Linked DNA regions of Mus musculus: region 1 is linked to region 2. Evidence: chromatin contacts called from ENCODE Hi-C data. All regions are on one chromosome and are shown on one strand. Each heading gives the region's core, a stretch centred on a gene start or an enhancer-like site at or near the end of the contact. The rest is flanking DNA. Distances are from core to core; before and after follow the strand shown. Region 1 has its middle 9.9 kb from the start of Cyp2d10. Region 2 holds the start of Cyp2d22 (cytochrome P450, family 2, subfamily d, polypeptide 22).

Region 1 (5,481 bases), core at 1,499-3,998, 37 kb before region 2:
GTCATTTGACTCAGGATATCCAGTTTTGTCCACTGTGTTTCTCAGTGATTATCATATCACAATCTAGGCAGTATCTTGTAGCTGGTTCAAATCTTCTGAGACCTCATGGGAATTTAAACTGTTAAAGGCTTTGGGAATTCTGTCTGTCATAAACTTAATAATTAGCAAACCTCTGACAAGATTGAGGGCTATGTCGATTGGTTATAACTGAATAGACCACATCATTATTCGATGGCAGTAGTAGAAACCATCATTATCTATAAAGACAGAAAGGGAATGAAAATCTGAAGTAACTTAGACAGGTTGTGTAAGTAGAGAAAAACCTATTTTTGAATTAGCACAGAAGCATTTGGCTAGGACTAGAGTAAGAAATCAGGCAGCAGTGGCATAAGATCATGGTGACAGAAAATTTGTTGGTCCAGACAGGTTCAGGCCTGTGACACAAACTGAGTGTGCATGCCGTGAGAACAGGGTAAGGGTGTGGGAGCGTGGATAGGTAAATGCTTGGATACAGGGAACCTCTTTCCATTTACCAGACCACTGGCAGTATGTATTAAGATGCCATAAAATAATTGAACCTAGTGTGCCATTAAGTGGCTATTTGGAGCCATTATCTAGTGGATACTGAATCTAGACCTTATTGCAGAATGTACTAGTTTTGATGCCCTCAATTCAGGTGTTAATTTCAGATATTTGATATTTTCCAGGAGACATCCCAGTGGGGTACCTTGCTATAGCTGTCCTACAGCCACTGAAAACTGGGTACTTGAAAGGGAGGCTGGGGATGAAAAAGGACAGGTGAGAGAAGGATGAAGCCAAGACAAAAGTTTCTGACCAAGGCTCAAAGTTTAATTTTTAGCTCTGCGTTTATATAAGGAAAGCCTACAGACCCCATCCTTAGTTTCAGCTGGATTATGTTGCAAATCAAGATCAGCAGGCTGTCTACTCCTGTAGAAAATGGACTCTGCCTGGGTCCAGAAAAGAGTTCAGGTTACAAGTATACAGCCAGGCTAGTTCAGGTCATCACATTAACATCCAGGGACTCTGCCAAGTCCCAGACTCACCAGAAAGAAGTCCAACCTAGATCTAGGAATTGTTGAATGGCTATAAGACCCTGAGGGGTTATGAACCATTTTCAAGAAGGGAAGTCATCCAAGGGTCTAAATCTTACCGTGTATGTCAGCTAGGAGGCAGGTCCTAAGGACTGGGGCATTGAAATTCTAGGGTTTTTTTTTTCTCCTTTTTTTTATTAGGTATTTTCTTCATTTACGTTTCCAATGCTATCCCAAAAGTCCCCCATACCCTCCTCCCATTCTTCTCCCCCCCCCCACTCCCACTTCTTGGCCCTGGTGATCCCCTGTACTTAGGCATATAAAGTTTGCAAGACCAGTGGGCCTCTCTTTCCACTGATGGCCGACATATGCAGCTAGAGACACGAGCTCCAGGGGGTTCTGGTTAGTTCATATTGTTGTTCCACCTATAGGGTTGCAGATCCCTTTAGCTCCTTGGGTACTTTCTCTAGCTTCTCCATTGGGGGCCCTGTGATCCATCCAATAGCTGACTGTGAGCATCCACTTCTGTGTTTGCTAGGCCCAAGAATAGCCTCACAAGAGACAGCTCTATCGGGGTCCTTTCAGTAAAATCTTGCTAGTTTATGCAATGGTGTCAGCGTTTGGAGGCTGATTATGGGATGGATCCCCGGGTATGGCAGTCTGTAGATGGTCCATCCTTTCATCTCAGCTCCAAACTTTGTCTCTGTAACTCCTTCCATGGGTGTTTTGTTCCCAATTCTAAGAAGGGCAAACATGATAAAAAGCAATCTACAGCAAACCAGTAACCAACATCAAAGTAAATGGTGAGAAGCTGGAAGCAATCCCACTAAAATCAGGGACTAGAAATTCTAGGGTTTTTGCAGACTAGTAGCAGGAAAGAAGGAACTGTATGGTTGGTGTGGGCCCATCTGACTGTGTAACTCAGATGGCAGAAGCTAGCCCCACACTGTGGACCGCAACTAGTGGCAGCAGCTCCTGTGGCAGAAGTCTATGAGTCCCACAGTGGCCAGTGGGTGGCAGTGGTTCTGCAGTGTGTCCTCAGTTGGTAGGGCGAGCAGCCCTTCCTGATCCTTCCTGCCAGGTCCTGGTGAACTCACTATGGGTGAGGCAGTGCTATGCTGTGGCCCGTGGATTACTGTGGCACCATTCTGCTGTCTCCTCGGTGGCGGCTGAGGCAGCTGCACCACATTGCAGGCCCCGTGGAGGTGGCCTGAGGCAGAGATGCTGCAGGTCAGGCAGTCTGTGGTTCCGCTCTGCTGCTTGGCAGTGGCTGAGGCCTCAGCTGCAGCAGCGGGGAAACTGTGTATTTAATTTGACCGGGCACTGCATGGGACATCCTACTAACAGCTGGAAGCCACAGCCCAATGCTTCTGACTGTTGGAGTCCACAGTGGGCAGGGAAAAGGAAGTGCCTGAAATAGGGTATTCCAAAACTCAGCAAGGAGCACACTATTCTCCCGGCATGCAGTACTGCTAGCACTCACTTTATAAGTCCCAGGCAGAGAGGGACTGGGTGGTGGGGAGAACGGACCTCCCTCTTGGGCACCGAAGAGTGGCCTCTCGGACAAGGCAAAAGCTGTTTTTCTTGTGGCTGCAGTGGGACATCTAAAAGCAACTACAACAGTGGACAAACAGGCAGAGTCCAGTGGCAGCTTTGGTGGGGGCAGCAGCTAGGAAAGCAAGTCTCACGAACAGAATCCCTGGCAGGGCACAAAGGGTGGAGCTAGACCCATTCCCCCCCCCCCCCCCGGGGAACCACAAGCAAATGCAAGAGGAGGGAGGGCAGTAGACAGAGTCCTTGGCAGCAGTCAGGGCCAGCCCCACTTTTGAGATGGCAAACTGGCTGAATGAGCAGCAGCCACAGCCGGAGCCAGCAAATGAGGGATTGGGGAGGGGAAAGTCTATGCCATGTTTAAGTATGGTCCCCATAGACTCATATATTTGAACAAGCCTATGGAGGACAGGGAGTGGAATGTGATGGTTTGTATATGATTGGCCCAGGGAGTGGCACTATTAGAAGGTGTGGCCCAGTTGGAGGAGGTGTGTCGCTGTGATTATGGGAATTAAGACCCTCATCACAGCTAACTGAAAGCCAGTATTCTGCTAACAGTCTTCAGATGAAGATGTACCACTCTCAGCTCTGCCTGCACCATACCTGCCCAGACACAGCCATGCTTCCAACTTGAAGAAAATGGACTAAACCTCTGAACCTATAAGCCAACCCCAATTGAATGTGGTTCTTTATAAGAGTTGCCTTGGCTGCAACCCTATAGGTGGAACAACAATATGAACTACCCAGTACCCCACAGAGTTCGTGTCTCTAGCTGCATATGTATCAGAAGATGGCCTACTCGGCCATCAGTGAAAAAAGAGGCCCATTGGTCATGCAAACTTTATCTGCCTCAGTACAGGGGAATGCCAGGGCCAAGAAGTGGAAGTGGGTGGGTGGGAGAGGGGTGGGGGAGCATGGGGGAGACTTTTGGGGTAGCATTGGAAATGTTGGTAATGGTGTCTGTTCACAGCAGTAAAACCCTAACTAAGGCACATGTCCACTCCATTCATCCCCATAGGAAAGGCCACAGCATGTTTTTGTTCTTCAGTTCTATCAGCCATCTTAGAAGGGTCTTGAAGCTTGGTACCATGAAAAAGGGGGACCACTCCTGTATCTTTTTTTGTTTGTCTGTATGTCTTTGGATATTTGTGAACCATGGAACTGTGGCCATAGATGGCCAATGACCCTTCGGGGAGGAGCCTCCTTTGCCTTCTCTATATATTCTCAAAGGGGAACTCCTGGTTAATAACACCCTTAGTAGTTTTATTGAGTAATTCCTCCACAGTTGTCCTCAGTTCTGGGTGACACTCTCTGAAGAATGCACAAGGCTTTGCAAGCTATGCTCCCTGGAAGTCTGTGTTTCCAGGGCTGTTTTTTTTTTTTTTTTTTTTTTTTGGTTTTTCGAGACAGGGTTTCTCTGTGTAGCCCTGGCTGTCCTGGCACTCACTTTGTAGACCAGGCTGGCCTCGAACTCAGAAATCCACCTGCCTCTGCCTCCCAAGTGCTGGGATTAAAGGCATGCGCCACCACGCCCGGCTTCTTTTTTTTTTTTTTTTCCAGGGCTGTTTTGATTGAACCACAAAGTGTGGTCGTGGCCTCATTGTCTTAATGATAAGTGACAGTGGCATTGTTTGTGTGCTTGTTGGCTGCTTGTCAATTCACTTTGCACAGAAGTCTGTGCAAGCCTTTGGCTCATGCTTGCTACAGATATCTGATATACAATTTTATTTCTGACACTGTCTTCTCAGACCTCTGGATAACCATTATTTCTTCATCCCATGGTTTGCTTCTTTTCCTCCCTTTTATTTTTTTTTTTGACAATTAATCAGGAAGTATATTATGCAGTATGTTAAAAGATAACAAGTACCACAGCCATAATGTGGTGAATGGGACTATTGGGGAAGGAGAAGTGTGGACAAAGACTTGAAGGAAGGGAAGCAGCTAGCCACACAGGTGTTCACATCTAAGGCTCTCCAAGCAGAGGTAACAACCATGCCAAGGCCTCCACATGGGCCATTCAGAAACACCAAGGAAGCCAGTGTGACTGGAACAGATAAAGGGGCAAAAGGTACAGTGTATTGGGGAGACAGTAGGCTCCTGAGATCACAGCAAAGTCTTTGACTTCTATAATATTTTTTCTCATCAAAGATAAATTATATCAAACGTGAAGTCCTTGGGTGACCTGAGCTATCTAGCATATTTAAATGATATAATTAGTATGATGTCATAATTATAGTTTGTATATTAGTTATATAATTAGTATAATTATATACTAATGTATACTATACATACTATACTATAGACTATATAATATACCAATATATAATATGTACTACTAACAATATAAATATAATTATAATTTGTATACTAATTATAATTATATTTTGTGTACTAATTATAACAAGTTATAATTAGTATACAAATTCTATAGAAAGCACTTGTTGAAGGCTGTCTTAGTCAGGGTTTCTATTCCTGCACAAACATCATGACCAAGAAGCAAGTTGGGGAGGAAAGGGTTTATTCGGCTTACACTTCCACATTGCTGTTCATCACCAAGGAAGTCAGGACTGGAACTCAAGCAGGTCAGGAAGCAGGAGCTGATGCAGAGCCATGGAGGGATGTTCTTTACTGGCTTGCTTCCCCTGGCTTGCTCAGCCTGCTCTCTTATAGAACTAAGACTACCAACCCAGAGATGGCACCACCCACAAGGGGACATCCCCCCTTGATCACTAATTAAGAAAATGCCTTACAGCTGGAGGCATTTCCCCAACTGAAACTCCTTTCTCTGTGATAACTCCAGCTGTGTCAAGTTGACACAAAACTAGCCAGTACAAAGGCTCAGAGCATTTGTTCTTTTTTTTCTTATCTTTCTCTTATT
Region 2 (5,977 bases), core at 3,056-5,555:
AAAATATAAATCAGAAAAAAGGTCTGGGCTTCTAGGAGTGTGCAGATGATGTGGCAATGCATGTACATTCAATGTCTTCATGGACCCATGTGTCCGTGTCTAAAGGCAATGCTGCTCTAGACTTGGCCATAGTTTAATATTGTACACTATCCCCCAAAGGTTATATGTTATAAAATATCTACTGGAGTTTATGGTCCTTTGCCCTCAGGGATAGTAGCAATGGTCTTAGGAAAGAGCAGTTTATCTTTCCAAGGATTTATTGAACATCCAGAAATTGTATATGAAGATTTCAAAAGATAAATTAAAATACTTGCTTATGGTGAGAGAGAGAGAGATACAATTTAACACAGGTGTTAGAATTGCTCAGCTGTTACTGCTTCCTTCTATCAAAGGCATAGCTGCTCTAGTAGAAAGACCAGTAAACACTGGAAATCATGTGTTCTGGGAAACAATTCTTAATGATCAGAGGCCAAAATTAAAGTTACAAGTGAATGACACTGAAATAGAAGGTTTGGTTGATACAGGAGGTAATGTACCTATCATTTCACACACACACACAAAAAAAAAACCAACTTAGAATTCAGAATGGCCACTTCAAAAGATTTACACCCAGTTTCTAGGAACTGGAAAGATATCTCAGATATAACAAAGTGTGTGATAACTTAAATGTGTGGAACTAGCTCTTTAAGCCCTCACCTTTCTTACTCTCTAGGCCTTCTTCTCTCTCTCTCTCTCTCTCTCTCTCTCTCTCTCTCTCTCTCTCTCTCTCTCTCTCTCTCTCCCTCCCTCCCTCCCTCCACGTGGCCATGGCCGGCCTCTCTCTTTCTACCTTCTCTCCTTTCTCCCTTTATTTCTACAGTAAAGCTCTAAACCCATTTTTAAAATGTGTGGAGCTAGAAGGCCAGTAAGAAAGTTAAGGCCTTAAGTGGCTGACATGCCCCTAAATTATGGGGACAAGATCTATTACAGCAGTGGGAAACTGAAATTAATATGCCCTCAATACCAGAGACAATCCCTAAAATAAGGGATGAGATGGAAGATGCTTCAGTGGAAAGTATTTGAAAATGTGATCCAGAACAATCCCAGACTGTGTCGCTGCTTGTTCAAAATCAGGATGCAACAGGGCTTGAGTTTCCAAATTTATAGGGGGTGAGGGGGACTGCACAAATTATACCAACAACCTACCTATAAAATGGTTGACTGACAAGCTTGTGTGTGTAGAACAGTGGCCCTTAACTAAAGAAAAAAAAATTAGAGGTACTTGAGCAGTTGGTACAAGAACAGCTTGGGGCTCAACATGTAGAAGAGTCTACCAGCCCATGGGACTTCCCCCATATTTGTTATAAAAAAAAGAAATCGGGGAAATGGAGGGTGCCAACAGATTTGAAAGTGAAGAATATAGTAATCCAACCAATGGGTCCATTACAGCCTGGAATTCCTTTCCCTTCTTTACCACCTGAGGCATGGCCTATGATAATAATTGATTTAAGACTGCTTTTTTACTATCTCCTTGCAAGAGCAGGATGATGGAAATTTTTTTCTTCACAGTGCCTATCTGCACAACCTACAAAAAGGTATCAGTGGAAAGTTCTTCCACAAGGACTGTTAAATAGTCCAACTTTGTGTCAATATTTTGTGCAACAACAGCTAGAAATGATTCATAGTCAATTTCCTCAATCTGTTCTTTACCACTACATGGATGATGTTTTATTGGCTGACTTGGACACAGATACCTTAGAGGAAATGTTTGGTGAAGCAAAAAGAATTTTATCTTGTTGGAATCTGCAGATTGCTTCTGTAAAAATACAGAGAGGAGATTCTATCCATTATCTAGGTTACGAAATAAGTCAACAAAAAGTCAGCCACAAAAGGTACAGATAAGAAGAGATCAGCTGCAAGCTCAATGATTTTCAAAAATCAATGGGAGACGTTAATTGGATACAGTCCACCATTGGATTAACTACTCATAAGTAATTTGTCTCAAACATTACAAGGAAATTCAGACTTAGACAGTCCATGAACACTAACAAAACAAGAGAAAGGGTTAACTTTAATAGAAAAGAGACTCCAATATGCATATTTGGATTGCATAGATCCCAAACTGGACTATATTTTAGTTATTTGGCTTCTACTCATCCTCCTAGTAGGCTCATTATGCAAAGGGAAGATGGTATTTTAGAATGATCTTCTAGCATACAAAGTAGCTGTTAAAAATAAAAGAAAAAGAATTAAAGAACAAAAAGAAGCACTTACAAAAAGCTACATTTGGCACCTAATGTGGCAGACTGTTTGAAAGAAAAAGAAACAATGGAAGACATGTGGCTACCATTGTGGCTAGGCAGAATGGGAGGCTTGATTTCAAGTACAATAGAGCAGAGAGAAAGGAGCTAGAGAGAGTAGTTGTAGGAGGGAGAGAGAGTATTAGGATTGGGGAGTAGGAAGAAGTAAGGTCCAGGAAACAGAAGAGTAGAGTCAGAGAAGACAGTTGATGCAGGAGGAAAGAAAACTGAACAGGGCTAGAGAGGGGAAGAGATTTTTGAAGAGTGAAAATAGGAGACAGTTGAAAGTGAATTGGGCTAGCAGACTGAGAAGACAGTTGGTGACAGTTGAGCCAGGAGAAGCTGAGCTGAGAGCCAGAGAACATATTGTGAGGAGACAGATAAAAGAACTCACAAAGTATTGGTAAGAATATAAAGGAAAAAATAGGAAGCAAAAAGCAACATTTACAAAAATACGCTACAATCCCCTGTGGTGCCTGCTTCAGCTTCTGCCATGACTGTCCTATGATGGACTGTGACCTAGAAGTGTAAGCTGAAACCAATCCTTCCCCCCCCCCAAGTCACTGTTGATCCAAGTGTTCATGTCACAGCTATACATCGCCTCTTCTGTTTCCTTTTTATTTCTGCATTCCTTTCCTCTTCCCCTCCCCTCCCCTTGCCCTTCTTGTGTAAGTGGTATCTTAGTGTTCCTCTTTGACCCTCCTTTCATCTCTGTTTTATTATTTTTTTTTATTTGTTTTATTTTTTTTTATTTTATTTGATTCCCATTATTTACTTTGGGGATTAAATCAGCATCTTTTAAAACTTATTGTTAGGGTGTGTACATGGAGTTGGGGGAGATGCCATCTAGAGAGGTCAAAGGACAACATCTGGGATTCCGTTCTCATCTCCCTCCTTGTTAAGGCAGGGTCTCCCTTGCTGTTACTGCCACATTACATATCCCAGGATAGCTGACCAGTGAGCTGCCAGGCATAAAACAACACCTTAAACTTACAAAAACCTTATTTGAATAACAAGTTACCTTCTGTAGTATACAGACACAGGACATCTCGTCTAGTCTCTCACCCTTCCCCGCTATACTATCTTTGCCACAGATAGCATGTTTATATGTTTTGTACTCATGAAGACAGACTTGTAACTGGTGTTCTATGCATCGGTTTTCAGGCATACAGACAAAAAGAAAGGCCTTACAACCCGAAGCACGCTAGCACTTTTACCGCGTTGTTACTGCGCCCTGTGCTCATTTCTTCTATGGCTGTGAGTTAACTGGCTAGCATCACTTCGTTTCAGCATGGAGAACTCCCTCTACTGCGCCCTGTATGCTAAGTCCACTGACACCAATGACCTTCTACATTTATCTGGAAATGACCTGCTTACTACTTAATTCCCGAAGGACATTTCTTTATTCTTAACAAAGAACATGTGGATGATGTTCTTCAGGATGTGCGTGTGTTATCCTGTGTGTGGTCTTCCGGTCTCTGTGGTCACTGATGAAAAATTAACTCTTAATCTCAGCATGATCCCCGTGTGTGTAAAGGGTGAATGAATGACTGCTTTTTACATTCTCACTGCAGTTCCCTCTGTCTTCAGTGTCCACAAGAACCATCTGTCGCTCACTGTGGTCCCTAATCCCTCTGGGAGCACAAGCTAAGTCCCAGGGGGCTCTCTGGGTGCTGGGGGAGATAGCAAGGTTTTGACCTTGGACCTGTCAGGGCTGAAGCCTCCTACTCAGAGCCCCGCCTCCTCGTTGCAGTGCCTCCTCCCAGGAAGGCCCCCCCTCCTCCTCCTCCTCCTCCTCCTCCTCCTCCTCCTCCTCCTCCTCCTCCTCCTCCTCCTCCTCCTCCTCCTCAAATCGGTCTCACCTCCCGGGAGTGGATCCGCCTCCTCAGAGTGTCCCCCTCATGCTCAGAGTGGAAGCCTCCTCCCCAGAATGTATCATCCTCCTCAGAGTTGCTCCGCCTCCTTCCCCTCCTCCCCCGCCTCCTCTTCTCCCCCCCCCCCCAACCCCATTCCTCTCCCGCCTCCTCCTCTTCCTCCTCCCCGTCAGAACGTGCCCTCCTCTTCAGAGTTGCTGCTCCTCACAACTCCCCCTCCACCTCAGAGTGAATCCTCCTGAGTTGCCCTTTTTCCTCGAGCTCCTACTCCTCCTGTTCCTGCGAGGCTCCAGACACCTCTTGCCTCTCCTCGGCTGAGTTTCAGAACGCACCGGTAAAGGCAAGGGTTGCAGGGTTGCGGGTCTGCCCATTCGCTGTACAAGGGGTGCGAGGCGGGCCCCCACCCCAACCCCTGCGCTGGGGCTACCTTGGCACTGGAGCGTAGCAGTCCCTCCCCCTGGGCGGGGCTGGAGTGGGCAGAGGGGAACCTCCAAGGGCCTCCGAGTAAACTGTTTTCCATTGTCCCAAGCTGAGGCTAAGATGCTAGAACCTCCTAGAGTCTGATAGAGGGCAGGTTTTGAAGGGCTCATCCCCTAAGACACAGAGCCTGGGAACCCGCCTGTAGCCAGGCCGCAGGGCTGAGAATCTCTGTCCTATAGTAAGCAGAGTGGAGCCTGACCCTGGACCTTTGCATAACCTGCCCTTTGGCGTGCATTCTAGCCTTATCAGGGACAGGCGGTACCTAAGCAAACCAGACCTCTCTCCGAAGACCTCTCTTTTTGCCCTTTGGGGCTCAGCGAAGGTGGGGAAAAGAGGGTGGGGACGGTGAGTGGACCCTGGACCTCACAAACTCTGCTGCACCCCCTGGAACTGGGATGTTGTTGTCAGTGATTGGCTTAGAGGATCCACCCCCATTTAATTAGGAAAAAAAATCTACACTGAGCTGGGCACAAAATCCCAGCACATGGGAAGCAGGAGCAGGAGGATCTCTGTGAGTTTCTATGACAGTCTGGTCTACATGTCTACATAGTGAGTTCCAAAACAGCCAAAGCTACATAGTGAGACTCTGTCTCAAAACAGGAAGGAAGGAAGGAAGGAAGGAAGGAAGGAAGGAAGGAAGGAAGGATAGAAAAAAAGGGAGTGAAATTCCTTGTATGTTCAGTGTAGAAATTCCCTTTTTTTTTCTATCACCAACTAGAATGTACAGTTAATACCTTGTACTCTATCATGGCTGTCCCTACCCAGCAGCCCACCCAGTTCTTGTGGGTGTCAGGGCAGCAGCAGACACTGGAGTATTCTCTCTGTAAACAGCCAAGCATTCCTCGCACCAAGTGTCCTACAGTTCTTGCCTATGTTAACTAACAGACTATTCTAGAGATTTGCTTTCCTTCCCAGCTGTTGGTTTCGTGGGTTTAAACCAGATTCCATACCGTAGCTCAGGCTGGCCTTGAACTTGATGCAATCCTGCTGCTTACAAGTAAACTACCGTGTGTATTTAGCCCTGAAGTTTTGAAAGTGTTACTGCCCACCCACCCCCCAGCTCTGAGGGTGTGAAGGGTCGGAGGTTTTTCCTGCAGGGACTGTCTGAAGGAGCTAGAAAGAGTTGCCTTGGGGCTCCCAAGGAGAACAGCAGAGCAGCTGAACTAAAGGTTTTGGAGTAATTCTTAATGGAACACAATGTTTCAAGAGAAAGTGAATGGAATGTTTTCCAAGTGTTGACAGTGACTAAAGTGGGTCACCAGCTTCTGTGCTCTGTGTTAGGCTTTTATACTGCTATAGCTTGCCCGGTTTCAGACTGCCAGTTCCGTGTGTGATTTCTAAGCT

Evidence for each region. Hi-C counts contacts between places; a loop is a spot of excess contacts on that map.
Region 1: a loop to region 2 is called in a map of left cerebral cortex, with 5 times the contacts of the local background. The contact joins the enhancer-like site here to the promoter of Cyp2d22 in region 2. A Hi-C loop is called at or near these places in 10 of 37 maps with a recorded cell type or tissue (gastrocnemius, heart and left cerebral cortex).

What each region holds. Positions count from the first base shown.
Region 1 is chr15:82,414,305-82,419,785 of GRCm38, reverse strand. No RefSeq gene overlaps it. Among named protein-coding and RNA genes, the nearest start is that of Cyp2d10, 9.9 kb to the right of the region's middle. Within about 2 kb of position 2,748, at least 2 of the 3 ENCODE cell types and tissues checked have a DNase peak (open chromatin) inside an H3K27ac peak, as active enhancers do; they include gastrocnemius and left cerebral cortex, where a contact is called at or near this core.
Region 2 is chr15:82,378,588-82,384,564 of GRCm38, reverse strand. Cyp2d22 (cytochrome P450, family 2, subfamily d, polypeptide 22) reads left to right here and starts at 4,305. Exons shown (of 10, transcript NM_019823.4): 1 at 4,305-4,487.